Regions from separate parts of the Homo sapiens genome. Here region 1 is linked to region 2. Evidence: read pairs that join two places in POLR2A ChIA-PET (ENCODE). Cell type or tissue: PC-9. All regions are shown on one strand. Links, peaks and the distances in the headings refer to the core of each region. The heading gives the core; the rest is flanking DNA. Region 1 overlaps PIK3C2A (phosphatidylinositol-4-phosphate 3-kinase catalytic subunit type 2 alpha). Region 2 overlaps PLEKHA7 (pleckstrin homology domain containing A7).

The links. Peaks named below come from ENCODE experiments on the same cell type or tissue, not always from the same donor. Only the 100,000 strongest peaks of a DNase experiment are listed, where the experiment ranks them.
Region 1: POLR2A ChIA-PET joins it to region 2 with 10 read pairs; 2 of 35 experiments call an interaction of 5 or more read pairs at or near these places.

The regions. Positions count from the first base shown.
Region 1 is chr11:17,149,519-17,159,245 of GRCh38, reverse strand. It overlaps PIK3C2A (phosphatidylinositol-4-phosphate 3-kinase catalytic subunit type 2 alpha), which reads left to right. Exons shown (of 33, transcript NM_002645.4): 3 at 3,617-3,720; 4 at 8,591-8,748. Among named protein-coding and RNA genes, the nearest start is that of PIK3C2A, 54 kb to the left of the region's middle. In PC-9, for the core only: no CTCF peak of the experiment used is centred there; no DNase peak of the experiment used is centred there.
Region 2 is chr11:16,942,004-16,951,730 of GRCh38, reverse strand. The region is part of intron 3 of PLEKHA7 (pleckstrin homology domain containing A7); the gene reads left to right. Among named protein-coding and RNA genes, the nearest start is that of SNORD147, 21 kb to the right of the region's middle. RefSeq lists an enhancer at 5,672-5,911. In PC-9, for the core only: CTCF peaks have their summits at 5,431 and 5,635 (motif pointing left); a DNase peak (open chromatin) is centred at 5,600; H3K27ac peaks cover 1,488 bases.

The sequences.
Region 1 (9,727 bases), core at 728-8,727, 210 kb before region 2:
ACTTGGGCTAGAAAGGGGAGACAAGATGTGAATGTGTATAAATGCAGTACAAAATAGAAAGTCTTGAGTGCCACAGAAGAAAAGTCTGTGCAAGATCCATGGAGAAAAGAGATGATTTGATGCTTTGGTTTGTTTGTGTGGAGTTTGGAAGTGGGGTGGGAGTATGGGTGAAGGGAATAGGTGTAAAATATATGTATTTTTTATTCCAGAAAGAGCAGAGGGAAAAACCCAAAACTGTTAATGTTTGAGGTGAAATATTGGCAGCCTAGCTATTTTTTACCCTTTACAGACTTTAACATTTGAGTTAACTTTCCAGATTCTATTATTACCTTGATGTGTGACTAGATAATTATTATATTCAGTTTTTGTTAATTCAAACTCGTAACTTGAATAAAAGGAAAGACCTAATTCACGAGAGACACAGCAAAAAATACAACTATTATTATTTTTTTTAAATCCTAAAATGCCACCTAAGGAGATTCAGAATCTGTTTTTAAAATAAGTAAAACATGAAGAACAGTTCTTCAGGGAAAGATGATTCTTGGGTCAAGCAAAGCTTTAGGTTTTCCCAGCACTGCTCCCACAAAGGTCACAACGTTGTTTTTCACATTGTGTTTTTAAGGATTTTTAAGGATATTCTTTTGAGAGACAGATTAGCATGGTGATTAAGCATGTGACATTGAAGCCAGACTGCCTGGGTTGAAATTCACACTCTGCCTATATTAGCTGTATGACCTTGTGAGTTAATTAACTCATCTGTGCCTCATTTTTTCCATAAAATGGGAGTAATAATAGTTCCCACCTATTAGAGCTTTTTTGATAAATAAGTATATAAATGAATGCCTGTAGATATATAATTATATATATATATATTTATTATTATTATTATTTTTTTTTGAGACGGAGTTTTGCTCTTATTGCCCAGGCTGGAGTACAATGGCACGATCTCGGCTCACTGCAACCTCCGCCTCCCGGGTTCAAGTGATTCTCCTGCCTCAGCCTCCCGAGTAGCTGGGATTACAGGCATGCACCACCACGCCCGGCTAATTTTGTATTTTTAGTAGAGATGGGGTTTCTCCAGTTGGTCAGGCTGGTCTTGAACTCCCGACCTCAGGTGATTTGCCTGCCTCGGCGTCCCAAAGTGCTGGGATTACAGGCATGAGCCACCGTGCCCAGCCAAAAATTAATAGATTTTTGACACATGTGGTGAAGGAAGTTTAAGAGGAAGGTGAAGGGAAAAGTCCAGAGGCAGGATAGCTTGATTTGTGTTTTATAGGAACAGGATATGATTCAAGCTAACTGGAACATAGAAATCTTTAGGGAGATTCTGGGAAATAAGATTGGATTAGATTGTGGCAGATTTGGAGTGTGAAACCAGAGGATTTGCTAGGAAATATAAAATCCCATTCTTTAGAGTAATATAGTCTATTTGTCATAGTGGTTGCTTCTGTAATACAAATTGATTGATATGTGATTGGTAACTATGAGACTGAGGTCAATACAATGGGGAAGTAGCATTAGTTCAGACGTAATCTTTCCCGGCATATTAACTTTTTGAAATAATCAGAAACAAACTTCTCACAACCTAAGGGAAAGCTTTAGCACTATATGAAGATATTAGGAAAACACTGAGAATCCTGCAGAAGTGTCCTCTTATTAATGAAAATGAGTGGCTTCAAGAACAGTTTCACATTCCACAGTATTAATCTGTCAGCTATAACGATGTTTGCAGACCAAGAGGCTGCAAAAACATTTCTCTTTGAATTTTTTTTTTTTTTTTTTTTTTGAGACAGAGTCTCACTTTGTTGCCCAGGCTGGAGTGCAGTGGCACGATCTCAGCTCACTGCAACCTCTGCCTCCCAGGTTCAAGCAATTTTCCCGCCTCAGCCTCCTGAGTAGCTTGAATTACAAGCACTTGCCACCACGCCTGGCTAATTTTTGTATTTTTAGTAGAGACAAGGTTTCACCATGTTGGCCAGGCTGGTCTTGAACTCCTGACCTCAGGTGATCCGCCTGCCTTGGCCTCCCACAGTGGTACTGTACTTTTAACTTCATTGCAATTGGTGTTGACTAGAAGCATATGTCCTGAAGAATTCATATCTCAAATGAGGAAACAAGAGCCCCAGGGTTTTAGGCTTCAAAGGATGAAATGCTAGGTGCAAATGGGAGCAGACATTTAACTGTGCTAGTATTTTTATAAGGTCCTATTATCGTTTTAGTTAGGGCTTTGATTACAGAGTTATATTGATATAAAAAATTATTTTTATTTTTAGAGATGGGGCTTCACTGTGTTGCTTGGGCTGGCCTCGAACTTCTGGGCTCAAGTGACCCTCTTAATTTAGCCTCCTGGGTACCTGGGACTACAAGTGTGCAATGCCACACCTGGCTACATTGATATTCAGTAGTCTACCTTAACTCTCTTTTCCCCAGGAGACTTGTTACTTTTAATTGTGGTTTTGTAGCACTCGAAGTATTTATTTTTTTCTCCAAATGTGTATATCACATTCTAGCAGAAAGGGCTCTGACATGTTTTAAAGGAAGGAAACTCATAAAGGAATTGTTGACCTAAATTTTCAGTTTAATTTTCTCACACAGAATCATCTTGTGTGCTGAGGCAGGCAGATTGCTTGAGCCCAGGAGATTGAGATCATCCTGGGCAACATGGTAAAACCCCGACTCTACAAAAAATACAAAAATTAGCCAGGTGGGGTGGCCCATGCCTGTAGTCCCAGCTACTTGGGAGGCTGAGGTGGATCACCTGACCTCAGGAGGTCAAAGCTGCAGTGAGCCATTGTTGAGTGACTGTGCTCTAACCTAGGTGACAGAATGAGTCCTTGTCTCAAAAAACAAAGAAAAAAAAGTCTTTTTGTGTGCCATAGTCATTGAAATCTGTTATAGCTCTTGAAATATACGCACTTTGTTCTCACTGAATTTTGAATTGAGAATGTTCCAATTCTAATTTTAAAGGGAATTTATATTTGAAATTTGCACCAAATCAAGTTATTTTTATGTAGTGTCAAAACACTCTCAATGGACTCTGCTGTTTGGCTATGCTTGGGTGGTGAATTGATCTCCCTGAAAGCTGTAAACAGTTTTTGACCAGACGTAAACTTAGCTTTTTAGGGATTGTGAGGATGTTAGTATAAGTTTATTAACCTAGAAAATGCCCATTCTCTTACATAAAAAACCATCTTTCTTGGGATTTGGGTCCTAGTTGAATATATAGAATTTCTGGCTGATTAGAAGAGTCCCAAATGGGCTTGATCTCTTCATATTCTTAAAACAGAGAGTCCTTTAATTTCATTTAGTTGTAAAATTTCTAAAGTGTCTATTTTAGGAATATTTTGAATGGAAAGGTCTTTAGCATTCCATTCTTACTGACCGGTATAGCCTGTTTCTACTATTGAGCAAGTAAAACCAAGGAACGAAAATAAGGCTTAGTTGACATTACTTTTACAAAGATAGAAATATATAATTTAAAAATTTGTTATTGATATGATTTATTTTACCTCCATTGCTTTGTACATATTTTCATAAAAATGTGTTTGTGCTGTGCTGCTATGTAGCATTTTGTGGATCTTCCACTTTTAAAATAAAAACACTTTTTTAATTACAGAAAGACCCAAATGGGACCAGTAGTTTGCCAACTGGAAGTTCTCTTCTTCAAGAAGTTGAAGTACAGAATGAGGAGATGGCAGCTTTTTGTCGATCCATTACAAAGTAAGGAATTTTTCTTTATAAATGTTCATTTGAAAAATTCACTTGAAAACCAGTTTAGTGCTAATAATTCTAAAATTTTAAAAATTTTAATTATTTTCTTCTTGTGGCTAACATTTCAAGTCAAAGAGTTAATTGGCACGTTATCACAAACCACAGTTGAACTTGTATCTTCACCTGTTAGATTTCTTAATATTTGGAAGAAAAAATTGAGGTCAGACAGTAGACTTCTGATACTGTAATAACCAGTGAAAAATATGACTTACCTGTAAGCTTCAGTACACTTAAAAAATACCTACTTTTGTTTTAGAGAGACTTAATTTTGCTGTAAACTTTCTAGCATTCAAAATACTGTTCAACATATTTAAGAGATGATATTATAATAGGCAAGTTTAGAAGAGCAAATATATTTTCTGAAGTTTAGAAAAACACATTTATAGAATGTTCTCTCAATCTTAAATGTGTCTAACATTCATTATAGGTGAGGAAACTGAGACTCAGAGAAGTAACCTAACAAACTTTACTTGGCTAGTCAGTAATATCAGTAGTAGAACCAACTCTCTTTTGCTTCTGGTTAAGCATGTTTTCTTCCCATTATATCACTATATTAGTTGTGACTTCTGTTACGAGTGCTAGAAACCCATCTTGAACTTAAAAAGGGTCATGTATTGGTTCACAACCCAAATAGCAGATAGAGGAAGGATGGGATAGAGTTCATTAACAGCAAGATTCAGGAATTCATTACTATAAATCATCCCCCCTTCCTTCAATTCTCCTTGTCCACTCCATTTCCTTTCCTTCACCTTCCTCACTTTTCTTCCTCTGCCTTTCCTCCATGCAATTTAATGGTCTCAGTAGCAGAGAAGAAAAAGGAGTCCCCTTAGCTAGCCAGATAGGAAACACCCATAGGAGGAAAGAGTGGAACAACAGTCCTTGTGGCCAAGAGGATGAGAGATCTGTTATCTAAAAAAGGGAAGTAGATCACCACTGGGAGATTTTTTTCTGAATCCAGCATTGTCTTCAGTGTGGTCTGCTTTAAGCATAGCAGGATTTGGGGTTCCCAGAACATTTTTGAGTATGTACATTATTTTAATGTTAAAGAACTTAATATTTAATGAGATTTTCTGGACCATTGGTGATATTTTATTAAAACTCTGTCTTCCTTTATGTTACCTTTTAACCAGCATTTCTTTTCTTCAGAATACCTTAGGAAAAAAATATTATCAGTAGAGTCACTTTTTCTTGGCAAAGGTTACTCTCCCCAGACAGGCCTTGTATTTTCCTGTTAGGCCATGTTAAGTAACTACTACATTTAAGCTTTGCAAGTTGAGAAGTTAGGCTCTCTGAGACCTACCTTTTTTCTCCCATTTGAATCTTAGAGCTATTTATACAAACTCTGCCACTAATTGAAAATGATTGTTTTTGTTTACACACACACACACACGCACACACTTAAATGTGATACGAAACTGCAAATGGACTAAAGAGAGAATGAGTTCTCTTTGTAATTTTATTTTCATTAGTAGACTATGACTGCAACAAATACTAGAGCAGTAAGAAGTACTGGTGTTTTTGAAGGCATGTTCTAGGAACTTCCCCTGTGGTGACCATGGAGATTGAGATGAGGAGATGTACTTTGAAATTAGTGGCTCTGTTTTTTCCATTGTGCTCATTTTGCAGTGGATTTTTAAAACAAGTATGTAGGCTTTTAATTAGAGAGCCAGTTCTTTGCTTTTTGAGATCTCCTAAAATTATTCATTTATTCATTTAAATTCAGCTGTGAAATTAGTGTCAGGCTGTCAGAATGATATTTGTTTATAGTTAAGATAAAATACAAAACAGACTTGGAATTTATTACCAGTTCTAGGTATTGGTTTTTGTTGTTGTTTCTCATCTGTGAAATTAAAGAGTTGGACTAGTGATTTCAAAGATCTCTTTCAGTTTAAGATTCTGTAATACATTGATTCAGGACTACTTTTCATTATTACTGAGTTTTTTGTCCTATTTCTTTCCTTTTACACCTATCATAATTGACAAAGCTTGCTATATCTACTAGTTACAGGTGCTGAAAAGGTTCTTTTTTTTTTTTTTTGAAATGGAGTTTTCACTCTTGTTGCCCAGGGTGGAATGCAGTGGTGCGATCTCAGTTCACTGCAACCTTTGCCTTCCAGGTTCAAGCGATTCTCCTGCCTCAGCCTCCTTAGTAGCTAGGACTGTAGGCATGTGCCACCATGCTCAGCTAATTTTTTTTGTATTTTTAGTAGAAACGAGGTTTCACTACATTGGCCAAGCTGGTCTTGAACTCCTGACCTCAGGTGATCTGCCCACCTCGGCCTCCCAAAGTGCTGGCATTACAGGTGTGAGCCACCACACCCGGTCGAGAAAGTTCATCTAATAGTGTTAAATACCAGTAGAAGTTATTGCCACTTTATTTGTGGTCCTTTAGGATAAGATGAGAAACCACATTCTACACCTGTCTTTCTGAATAGCTTTATGGTCATATAGTATTCATATATTCATATATATACTATTTATATCCTATACTAGTATCTTGACCCCAAAAACTTCCTGTATGTTTTCAAGGACTTCAACTCTGCATTTGGTTAATTTTATTCTAAACAGTGCTGACTGTACTTTCCTATAGAATAATATTAATTTATTTGAAATTTTTCAAAACCCTCATTTTTATCTCTTTTCTTCTTTTTATGTTCTGATTTTGCATGATTTGGTTATCTGTGCAGAATTTTAGTCTGATTGAGCACACAAAAGTAGAAAAATAAACCATAAAGGATTTTCATTTCTGCATAGAGATACTGAATTTCCTGAACTGTAGAGCCACACTAAATAGACAAAGCCTTTTATTTGGGTGATAGGGAAGTAGAAATTTTAGAGAAAATAAAAAATTAGAGTTAAATACTCTTTATAGATAGTTACTTAAGAACATCAAACTGTAATGTGTGGCTTAGAGTATCCATAAAAATACCTTATCTGGTCTATATTGAAAGTGAATAATTTACTCAGTCAGCAGTTATTCATTTAATAATTTAATTTGATTTTGTATGTTTAAATGCTTAAAGATTTCGCTACAAAAAAACCCCACAAAAAAACCTCAATTGTAAGGAATCTTAAATCTTAGGTGTTTTATGGTTTTTGGCAATTTTTATAAAGCAAACAAACCATGGATTAGAAGAAATCAATTTTACAGAAAAAGGTAATTAGTGTATTTTCTGGATCTGGTATCTTCCATGGTACCAAGTAAATACAAAAAAGACTCATTATAAAAACATTTCTTAAATTGTGATAAAATATACGTAACAAAAATTACCATTTTAACTGTTTATAAGTGTACGGTTCAGTGACATAATTACATTCACATTGTTGTGTAAAAGAAAGGACTTATTTTAAGAAAGGGAAATGCAGGTTTCCTCCTCTCAAACCAAGCTAAGTTTTATCACTGGAATTTTTGTCTAATAAATTCTTGTCTTAGCTATCAAGAATTTCTGCTTTTACTTTTGTCATCCTTAACGGTTTCTGAAAATTGAAAGCTTGCTTAGATGTAGAAAAAATTCTCTAACATTTTATACATTAATTTCGTGATTTGATGTGAGCCTCTGTCTTAGTGTTTGTATTACTATAAAGGAATGCTTGAGACTGAGTAATTTATAAAGAAAAGGTGTATTATATTTTTAATATTGTTGCTTAGGATTTCAGTGCAAAAACCAGATTTATTCCTTCACTAACTCAGTTATTTGACAAGAAGGTTAAAGCACTTACTGTGTACTAGGCACTGTTCTAAACGCTTTATAAACTAAATTCACATAATTCTCACAACAACCCTATCAGGTAAGTAGTAGTATTACCCCCAGTTTATAGAAGAAAAAACAGAAGCAACAAGGAAATTTAATAACTTGAATAAGTTCACACAGCTAATAAGTAGTATAATCAGGATTCAATCTAAGGTAACCTGGCTCTAGAGGCTATGCACTAATGGTTACATGTGCTACCTCTCCAGAACCTTTTTCTGTCATCTCAAGCTGTTTTATTCTACTTATGTGACCTGATTATTTTAATCTCTACAGAAGCAAGTATACAATACTTCTAGCATTCATTCCATTCATAGCCCTATGAAAAGCAGGAAGGAGGACTGGTACCTGTCTTCTAAAAAGTCAGTTTAAAAGAGCTCACAAGTGTAAAGAAGTTATCAAATCTTTGTCTTACGATAACAGCAGTGCTGGCTGGAGATGAGCCATACACCACATTCATGTATTTAATTTTGAACTGTGTTGCTCCTATGAATACCTTCACAGGCAGTTCTTTCAATTCCCTAAGTTTTAGAAATCACTTTGAGGGAAGAAAGGCCTTGTAGCACTGTAAAAAACCATTGTCTATATTTTGTTCATTATCTAGCAGCCAAAAACAATGTTTGTACGAAAAAGGTCCTTAGAAGAAAAATATTTTTTAAGACAACCAACTTGTTATCCTTTTGGCCATTATAGTTTTAGGACTACATTGCCTATAGAATAATTTAAAAGGTACCATTTTGTGTAATTGTACTGTGTGGCAAAAGATTTTTAAGCAGAGGACCTCATTTAAAATGCCATTTATCCAAGCATGTGCTTGGGTAGTGTTGATAATGTTACCAAAGATATCCTGGCAGTAGTTCATCTCTTCCTTTTCCTTGGGTTTCTTTTATTTAAAAGGAAAATGCTGGTATTTGGAGTTTCAACAGGAGCTCATTCATTGCAGTTTCATGAGCTGCTTGAGTTGGACAAAGACACAGAACTGAGTGGCTGTAAACATGTAAAGCCTTGTTCAGAGCCCTCAAATGAAGTTTTTTTAAAAAAGAATTTAATTTCTTCTTTCTTGTGAACAGATTGAAGACCAAATTTCCATATACCAATCACCGCACAAACCCAGGCTATTTGTTAAGTCCAGTCACAGCACAAAGAAACATATGCGGAGAAAATGCTAGTGTGAAGGTCTCCATTGACATTGAAGGATTTCAGCTACCAGTTACTTTTACGTGTGATGGTAGGTTTATGGTTCCTCAAGCCTCTCGTTTTGCTCTGTTAGGGGGAAATGTTTAAAATATCAATATTATCATTCTTTTAATAAACCAATTTTGTTATGTGTCTTTTTGGCATTCATATGGATAGTTTTCTCGTTAGAACTAGTGGGGAATCAGGTTACCTTTATAAATAGATAATTATCTGAAAAGTGCTAAGTAACTTTTGTTAATCAGTGGCTCTTGGCCAAGGCTGAAAAGCATTAGATAGAAAAGCTAATTATAATTTAATTCTTTATTTTTCTCCTTCATTTTATGACAGGAAGCATGCTTGCTTATAAAGAGCTGTCAGTGAAATTGAAATTCCAGATATCTTGCTAAGTTCTTCTGTGGAGAAGATAATTCTCTTTTATTTTAATCCTTTCTTCCAAACTTGGTATGGGTGTCCTCTCTAGAGATGTATTCCCAAAGTCTGTAGGAAATTTTTTTTATAGTTTTAAAAACTAATTTTATTTCCTTGCAGAGTTTATTGCATTTCATAATATATATTATCTTAACGGGATTCCAACCAAGGAATGAGATCCTGTATTTCTACAGTACTTTGGCCTAAGAATTATGCTGTTTTTATTCTTTAATGGTTATGACTAGGAATGTGTCTAATATTCAGATACATTCTTTCTAGCTTTGTACTTTTGAAGGCCCTTTGAAAAAATATAAATCTGAAACAGAAAACCATTAGCTACTGTAACAATTATTCTTTTAGTTGTTAAAGGAAAAGTTTTGTGTTTTTTTGTTGTTGTTGTTGTTTTTTGAGAGAGAGTCTCACTCTGCCACCCAGGCAGGAGTGCAGTGGCATGATCTTGGCTCACTGCAGTGAGGGTGACAGAGTTAGACCCCATCTCAAAAATACAGCCTACCTGCTGTATTTTTATTTTTCATTGGAAAATATACCAGGCAAATGTCAAACATTTAAAATGGTGAATCTTTTTCTTATAATTCATTTTA
Region 2 (9,727 bases), core at 797-8,796:
CCTGATTAAAACTGACAAGTTACTAACCCAGAAATGTCTCTAACCATCTCCTTTCCCATATGGTTTTGCATTGCCTCTAAACTTTTACGTTTTCATTTACATAGCTTACCTAGATGATGGCATGACCCTGTGGATAAGAGTCTGGGTCTCAGAGTGAGATTGCCTGGGTTTGTATCTGAGTTCTTTTACTTATCATCTCTGGGCCTCCGTATTTGCATTATACATGGGAACTAATAAAAATATCTATCTCATAAGATAAGGATTCAGTGAGACAATCCAGGTAAATCACTTAACCTAGAGCCCAGTTCGTGGTAAGTGCTTGGTAGAATGCACCGTTATTGTTGTTGTCTTCTTCGTCATCATCATCATCATCATCGTCATGATGTCTCCCCTCTTAGACTGATGGAGAGTATTCTCAGCCATCCCTATTCACTCAACTAATGTCAACTGAACACCTTCCCCATGCTGCATGGAGGAGGCTGAAGGGCAAGGTGAAACTGCCTGGGTTCCTATACCAGTATTCCACTTTCCAGCTGTGTAACACTGGGTAAGATACGTAATGCTACCAGGCTTTGTTTTTGTCTTTGCAATATGGATGATAAACTTCATAAAATTATGAAGGATTAAATGAGATAATACAGATAAATTCTGTCTGACACGTAGCAAGCACTCAGTAAATGTTATGATTAAAAGAATAGAAGGATGTTGGGGACTGGTTCCTGGCCCTTGGGGAGCTAACAGTTTTGAAGGTGAGGCAGGCCTGCGATGGATGCTTTCTACACAGTGCAATGAATGCCAAGGTAGAAGGATTCCTGAGTGTCGTGAAAATGCAGTGCAGAGAAAGATGTAGCTGGGGAAACATGAACGAGGAAGTGAGGTGGGGAGGAAACACTTTATCTATAGCATAAAGGCCTGGGAGTTAGGCAAGGGTATCTGAATGAGGGGAAAATGTTTGGGAAAATGTTTGGAAAAAGCTGTTCCATGCAGGGCAGCCCTATGTGCATTGGCTTGGAGATGTGAATGGCTCAGGCTGAGGGAATGGGCAGGTGGAGGGAATGTGGCTAAGGGTAGGCATGTGAGGCTAAGATATCTGTGGGGCCACAATGGCGAGCAGATCAGGCTGGATAGTACTTGAGCATTAGATTGTGGAAGGCCTGCGGACCATGCTTAGGAGTCAGGACTCTATTCTGTATCCAGCAGAGATTTCCTTTTATGAAAAAAAAAAAAAAAGTCTTATCTCTTCCCAAAGGAGAGGAAGTAGGGACATACATACCCTCTTCTTTGTGGGTATGCACAGCCTTCTTATCCCTTTGTTTCCAGCTCCCTGGAACATCAGGGGACAGCTTTGCACCAGGAAGAACTGGGATCCCTGAAACTTCCTGATTGGGATCTCTTTCCATCATTGCTCTGGGTGTTCTTCTTTCATTTCTTTGAAGGCTAGTATGCCTTAATTTGAGACTTCACCCGTAATGATATTCATGTCCATGCCCATTGGTTCTATTTTCTTGCCTCACAGATTCTAGGGCGTGGTATATAGCAAAGGATAAAATCCTTCTCAGCTCTTGGAAAATGGTTCTCAGCGCTCTGTTCTCCCACTGACTCCTCTCCCTGCTCCCTCCCTTCTCTGTGCTCCGCCCCCGCCCCCCGCCCCACACACACTTTACTCTGCCTTCACTCCCCCCTTAACCATTTGCTGTCTGGTTTTCATCCTCCACTCTCTGAGATCTGCTTGGCCTCCTACTCACCAAGTCCAAAGGTTGTTGACAGGCCTAATTCCCATGCCCCTTGTAGAGTTTGACTTTCTTGACCAGTTTCCCATTCTCAGAACCTCATCTTGGCTTGATGTTCTGGTCTCTCCCCTCCCCTCCATCTGTTTGTCTCCAGTTTGGTTTCTCTCCCTCCTCTGAATTTCTGTAGCTCATGATCTCCATGCTCTGACAGCATTTGTTACTTTCTGTATCGTGCCTTGGTTTACATTGGTGATTTATATCCATGTCTTAACTCCTGTGCTAGATAGACTCTCAGGGTAAGATCCAATTCTTGATTCTCTTCTTTATTCCTCCAAGTACCTAGGATAGGCATATAGTGGGCAGACAGACATTGGAATGAATGAATGAATGAGCAAACAATTTTGGGGCATTTGTTATAAGTTAATTGCTTAGCAGTGTTCTCTAAGTGTGATCCACAGGCCATCTGCATCAGATTCATGTGTGTATAATAGAGTGTTTTGTTACAAATGCAGATTTCAGGGCCATACCCAGATTTATTGAACCAGAATCTCTGAGAGTTTACAATTTTCAGTCACACCGCTCCCTCCCCATGTTGTTCACTTTAAAATCTGAGAACTCCTGGTTTCATGGACAATAAACCAACATTATAAATGCATTTCAACTGCTGAGCATCTAGAGTCTTCTAAATGAGGCCTAGAAGGTGAGCAGGACCCTGTGCCACCCCTTCCCACCTGCAGGGGAGATGGGGCTTAGGTGGAAGGCATGGCTTCTGTGTAGTGGTGAATGGTGGGGAGGAGCACAAAGGAGGCAGATGGGGGGGTTACACTGAAACAGATAGACAGATAAAGCTTGCTAAATAGAGATGGGGAGGGGGTAAAGAGAGTGGGAGTTGGGCAGCTTTCTGGGGGATGGAGTCAACATGAGCAAGGCTTAGAGGTAAGAAATCCAGTGTATGGAGTGACAAGGGGTCTGGGTTGTCTGAGTGGACAGGCACAAGGGGAAGCAGAAGAAAGATTCACATCTTAAATGGCTTGAATGCCATGCTGAGAAGCAATGACGTCCTGCTCCAGGGATGATGCTGAGGAGGCCAGAGAGGTGTCTCTATAGACCTGAAACCCACAGGACCTGTGTTGAGGATGCCCTGGAAGCGGGAAAGTGGGCAAGGGCTTCACGGAGGTGGCTGTGGGAATCCTGGAGCTCATGATCAAGTTCTGCTAAAGTACTTCCATCCATGTGGGATGTGAGAAAAGAGCTTCTTGCTTCAAGCTTCTGTGCTTTTCATCTTCTCCAGCTCCTGTGAACTTGCAAGAGAAGCTGAGGGGTGTCTGTGTGTGTGTGTGTGTGTGTGTGTTCCTCCTTCACTCTGTGTGTGTGCACATGTGTGTGCATGTGGGGTGCGAGTATATATGTGTGCATGTATGTGTGAACACATGTATTTGTGCAGATACCATCTTACCTATCTATTCTTTCTTCCTCATCATTACTATGGCCTTACCTTCCTGATGTGAGGGAAATGGAGGGTGAGGCAATGGAGGACATTCTGATACAGTCAGGGGTGTGTGTGTGCTTCACTGACAAAAATTGTATTTATTGTGTATAGCATGATGTTTTGATAGCTGTGGAATGGCTATATTATTTAATGTATATAATATCTCGCATACTTATTCTGTGGTACAAACACTTAAAATCTATCAGCAATTTTTGAGTATACGATATATTGTTATTTACTGTACTCACCATGAGGTACAATAGATCTCTTGAACTTATTTCTTCTGCCTAACTAAAATTATGTAACCTTCAAGCAACATCTCCCAACCCCTCCACCCACCCCAGCCTCTGGTAACCACCGTTTTACTCTTTGATTCTATGAGCTCACCTTTTTTACACTCTACATGTAATTGAGATCATGCAGTATTTGTCTTTTTGTGCTTTGCTTGCTTTACAACATAAATTCCTCCAGGTTTAACCATGTTGTTTCAAATGATAGGACTTTCTTCTTTTTAAAGGCAGACTAGTGTTCCATTATGTATATATATGCATGTTTTCTTTTCTTTTTTTCTTTTTTTTCTTTTTTTTTTTTTTTTTGAGACGGAGTCTTACTCTATAGCCCAAGCTGGAGTGTAGTGGCATGATCTCGGCTCACTGCAGCCTCTGCCTCCAAGGCTCAAGTAATTCTCGTGCCTCAGCCTCCCAAGTAGCTGGGAATACAGGCATGCGCCACCAAGCCCGGCTAATTTTTTGTGTATTAGTAGAGACGGGGTTTCACCATGTTGCCCAGGGTGGTCTTGAACTCCTGAGCTCAGGCAATCCACCCGCCTCAGCCTCCCAAAGTGCTGGGATTACAAGTGTGAGCCACCGCGCCCAGCCATATTTGCTTTTCCTTTCTTTCTTTCTTTCTTTTTTTTTTTTTTAGGTGGAGTCTCGCTCTCTCGCTCAGGCTGGAGTGCAGTGGTGCGATCTCAGCTCACTGCAACCTCCACCTCCCTGGTTCAAGTGATTCTCCTGCCTCAGCCTCCTGAGTAGCTGGGATTACAGGTGCCTCTCACCATGCCTGGCTAATTTTCGTATTTTTAGTAGAGACGGAGTTTTGTCATGTTGGCCAGGCTGGTCTCGAACTCCTGACCTCAGGTGATCTGCCCGCCTTGCCCTCCCAAAGTATGAGGATTGCAGGTGTGAGCCACCACACCCAGCCTCTATTTTTAATTTTTTGAGGAGCCTCTATACCATTTTCAATAATGGCTGTACGAATTTACATTCCCACCAACAGTGTACAAGGTTCCCTTTTCTCCACATCCTCACCAATACTTATCTTTCATCTTTTTGATAATGGCCTCCTAACATGTGTGAGGTGATACTTTCAGGTGTGATTGTACAACCCAGTAGCTGAGAAAACAGTAGCCTAGTCAGTGGTCATGAAAGGTGTTTAAAAATGCCAGGTCCTGTGGGGCCCAGGCCTCTGTATTCTTTATAGGTTCCCAGGGGGTGCTGGCGCAGCTGCGTTTTGGAACCAGCAGCCCAGATGACCCAATCACTTTACCCTTTCACCTGGGGATTAGGGGCCTGCAAACTCCAAAGTTGGAATGAGAGTTTTTAAACTTGAAAATTTCTCCTTCTTCTTCCACTTTGATCAGTGGAGAGGAAAATACCTTACCGAGCAGAATGGTGGCCGAGGGAGTGTTTCCCCTAGGTTGTCTCTGTGGGGGAGGGGGTGTTGCTGGAGCCCGAGTCTAACAGAGTCTAACAGAAAGCTCATTAAGACCCACAGCAAGTTGAGGCCTGTCAGTAATGAGTACTTTTATGCTGTTTTCTACAGAAATTTCACTTCAAAACCTAGAGCCTTCAGATATCCTGATTTGCCATTCTAATTAGGTACTGAAGGAGGGCTTTGTGGGCAGGTTTGTGGCATCCTCTGTGCATACTGATTTTGCAAACCTCTTGGGAAACACTTAAAGTGAAATTCTTTGAACACATCAAAAAAGTCAGCATAAACAAACTAAAATCCCTGTGATTCCCAAACCCTAAAAATATTCTGTGACCAATTTCAAAGTCCCCCCCTCCCCTCCACTTTAAGGTTGGTATAATCCTGCCTGGTCATAGGGAGTGAGAAAGGAGGGTTTCACACGTTCGTTCGGGGAGAGGTCCCAGGGTTGAGGGTTCTGGTGGGTGGGGTGTCCAGTCCTCTTTAGGGCAGGTTATCCAGTGTCTAGATTGTTTGGGAGAAGGTGCTGGGAGAAAGGCCAGAAGCCTCAGCCTGGCTGGACATGGGCTGGCATGGACGCCATCTCTCCTGGCCAGCATTGCCCACCTTTAGGTCTCTAGCAGGAAGAGCCCAGGAGCTAGAAGCAGAAGCACCCAGACGGGGAAAGATCATGGGTGGCGCCACAGCAGGCTCCTGCTGCCCCCATGAGGAGAGGTTGGGAAAGTGAGTGGCTTCCCACTAAGTGAGGAGGAAACGACAGTGGAGGGCATCTTGCCTGTTTGTGTCTGTGGCTCCCTCATGAGCAGGCTGGGATTTTGAGGCTGGGAATGTGTTATACCTTAAAAGCAAAGCAAAGAGCACCGGTTACCTAGATGGGAAGGCAGAGCAGCAGTGTCCTTTGAGGCCAGAGAGTGAAAGTATGAGACTTTGTAGGACTTTTGTTCTTAATCAGGTCCCTAGCGGGCCCACTTCTTGGGCCCAGATCCCTGATGCCTTTGAAACTGCCATTTAATATGGCATTACTGCCTCCCAGCATTGGGACTCCTTCCCTTCAGATCTGCTAAGGACCTCCTAACTACTCCCTTCCCCTCATGTCCCCTCACCACCCCTCACCTCCACAGAGTGCCAGATATTCCTGGATCAAAGTTTTTATCCTGCCCCTGCTTAGAAACTTTATGGAGCTTCTATTTGCCTGGCTGATAAAATCCAGTGATCTAGCCCTCCTTCTCTGCCCTTCAGGCTTTCATCCATCTGTCCATCTGTCCATCTATCCATCATCCCTTACCAAGCACTACAGGACTTTGTGAAGAGGTATTGTCCTTAAGGAACTCTCAGTCTTTTGGGGAAGGCAGACAACAGTCAATTACAGGGGTTGTGAAATCACAGAGGAGAGACACCTGTGTGAAGGGTAGGCCAACACAGTAAACACACTATTACTGGCTAGTAGAATACACTAGATGCCAGAAAGAAACCAGTATTAGTATTAGGAGGAATAATGATAATGAAGCTTTTGCATTATATAGACCTACTTCAAATTAACCTTGATTAAAATATTAACTCTTTTGGGGCCGGGCATGGTGGCTCACACTTGTTATTCCAGCACTTTGGGAAGCTGAGGTTGGTGAATCACTTAAGGTCAGGAGTTTGAGGCCAGCCTGGCCAACATGGTGAAACCCCAACTCTACTAAAAATACAAAAATTAGCTGGGCATGGTGGCACATGCTTGTAACGCAGCTACTCGGGAGGCTGAGGCAGGAGAATTGCTTGAACCCGGGAGGCAGAAGTTGCAGTGAGTAGAGATGGTGCCACTGCACTTGAGCCTGGGTGAAGGGGGAAAAAAAAGTGAACTCCTCTGATCCTTAAAGTTCTTATCTGTGAGTTGGTTAAGGCTTAACAATAACATGAACTTCATAAGATTGTTGTTAAGGATTAACAATCATTAATGAGATAATGTATATTTGTGAAACATAGTAAATGCTTAATAAATATTGGTTATTAACGTTATTATCAGACAGAGAAGAAATTTTCTCCAGGATTCTTGGAGCAAAGTCACTGAAATTACAGAGAAAAACATCTCCAACAATTTGCTCAGCATGAATTCAACAAGTCTTACTAACCTGTCTGTTATGATGTACCTCACATACATAGAAAGAATGATACCAGCAGTCCAATTCAGTGAATGAGGTCTCCTGGGTGAGAATAGTGCCCTGTTTTGTCAAATATGGGTTTTTGCACATTGAATTTTTTTTTTTTTTTTTAAGGAGAAGAACTTTAATTTTTTTTTTTTTTTGAGACAGGGTTTCACACTGTTACCCAGGCTGGAGTGCAGTGGTGCAATCTCAGCTCACTGCAACCTCCGCCTCCTGGGTTCAAGTGATTCTCCTGTCTCAGCCTCCTGAGTAGCTGGGATTACAGGTCTGTGCCACCGCGCCCGGCTTATTTTTTGGGAGACGGAGTTTTGCTCTTGTTGCCTAGGTTGGAGTGCAATGGCATGGTTTCAGCTCACTGCAACCTCCGCCTCCTGGGTTCAAGCAATTCTCCTGCCTCAGCCTACTAAGTAGCTGGGATTACAGGCGCCCGCCACCACACCTGGCTAACTTTTGTATTTTTAGTAGAGACAGGGTATCACCATGTTGGCCAGGCTAGTCTCGAACTCCTGACCTCAGGTGATCCACCCACCTTGGCCTCCGAAAGTGCTGGGATTTCAGGTGTGAGCCACCGCACCCGGCCCACTTTAATTCTTTCAAGGTGGTTTGGTACAGTCATTCCCAAAGAGACAACATCAAAAACACCTGGGAAATGTCTTAAACATGCAGACCCTGAGGTTCTACCTTTCTTCCCATCCCCTAAACTTCTTCATTATTATATCTGGGCAGGGCCTGGAAATCTGTATTTTAAATAAGTGCCTCCAGTGAGTTTTGCTTTTATGCACTTTGGGAACCCAAGGACAGATCCTGGGACTCTGAGGCCAAGCCCTGGGCTTAGTTTCTCCTGGCACTGTCTCTGTCTGCCTGGATGATCTCCTGGTCACGAAGGTTCTTCGTGTCTCAGGGTTATCAGGTGTGAGTGTCTGATGAAATGATGAATGCGAGTACCCATCTCTGTGTGGACTCTGTAAATGTAAGGGATTATCAATACTCTTATTTATTGTAATAATCCCTCCTTCCCATTCCCATTTTCTTGCCCAATGACTTAATCAGAGTCACTCCAGTATAGCATTTATCTTTGAAGCCTGTGGTTGATTTGACAGGATTTGATATAAAATAAGGAGTAAGAGGCTGTGCTTTGGCTCAACAGCAAGTTCTCACTGCTAAAAAGCCTCTGATTCTGCCCTGTCTGTGTACTTTCCTGTATCGGGGGAGGGAGAGACTGTGCAGGTGTTTAAATTGGGACTTGAAAGCTTTAGATTTGTGTTGTCCAGAAAGGTAGCCACTGACCACATGTGGCTATGGAGCACTTGAAATTCAGCTAGTCTGGGTTAAGATGTGCTGTCAATGTGAAATACACCCAGAGTTCAGAGATTTAATACTAGAAAAAAAAAAAGTAAAGTATTGCAATAATAACTTTTATACTGATTACATATTGAAATAATATTTTGGGTTAAGTAAAATATATTATGAAAATTGATTTCACTGATTTTCTCTTTTTAAAAACCTAGAAGTTTCGAAATTGCGTATGTGGCTTGCATTATATTTCATCAGATACTGGTGCTTTAAGTGTTAGGTTAGCTTTGGGAGTCAGCTTAAAAAGTTTACAGGGTTTGCTCTGTTTTCAAATTCAAAAGGTAAATTTTACATTTGAAGTGGACATCTAGAACAGTTATTCTGAATCATTTAACTCAACTTTGAGCGTTAGCATTGTTGTTTATTGTCACTGGTGGTTTTATTGAAGTAGAAATTTATGAAATAGAATCTAAAGGGCATTCAGCAGTTTATCTACTATTTTAAAAGACAGTCTCCTAACCTCTCTGGGAGGGGCAAGAAGAAAGTTGCCTAAGTGGAGAAATTGCTTTGCTTAGATTGAATTTTTATTGCAGAGCTGCAAAGCCCAGAAGACAGCAGTTTACAGCGGCCGCAGCAATTCATTTTTAAACTGTGGGCTTGGAATCAAACTGCTATGAAATACTGATGAAAGCACCATTCACAATCTTCCTTATCATCTTTGGCCTTCTCTCTGCCACTCTGCTTCTTCACTCTCTTCCCCGATGGTGTTTGGGATACTAGTGTGTGAGACACAGCTGGGAACTCACACAGCAGGGCTGAGAAGAGCAGAGTCAGCTCGTCAGCAACAGCTGAGTTGAAGTAGGTGCTAGTCATTGAGTTTCTCTATAAATGGTGGCATTCCTGGGAGTTCAGAGCAGTGAACTTGAAAATGGTGATGCTAAAGGCCCCAATGTCTACTTCACAGTAGGATTATGAGGAGAATAGGAAAAACCAGAGGCAGGATGTCAGGGATGCAGAAGTGGTTGATAGTAGAAGCCCAGCCATTAGCTGTTGACATGGCCTTCAGGGCGTCTCCTGCAGGCCTCAAGTCTTTCTCCTTAGACCTGTTCTAAGGGAATGGATTGGTTCTGTATAGTCAATGAGGCACAAAATCTGACCCCCCAAGTTTGAATTTGAATTCCGCTATCACTAGCTGTGTGACCTTGGGAACACCACTTGAGTGCTCTGTGCCTCAGTTTTCTCGTCTGTAAAATGGGCTTCATAGAACCTGTGGTGAGGGTTAATTGAGCAAATACATGTAAGATCCTTAGAACTTACGCGTGAGTAAACACTCTGTAAACACTGGATTCATTCAG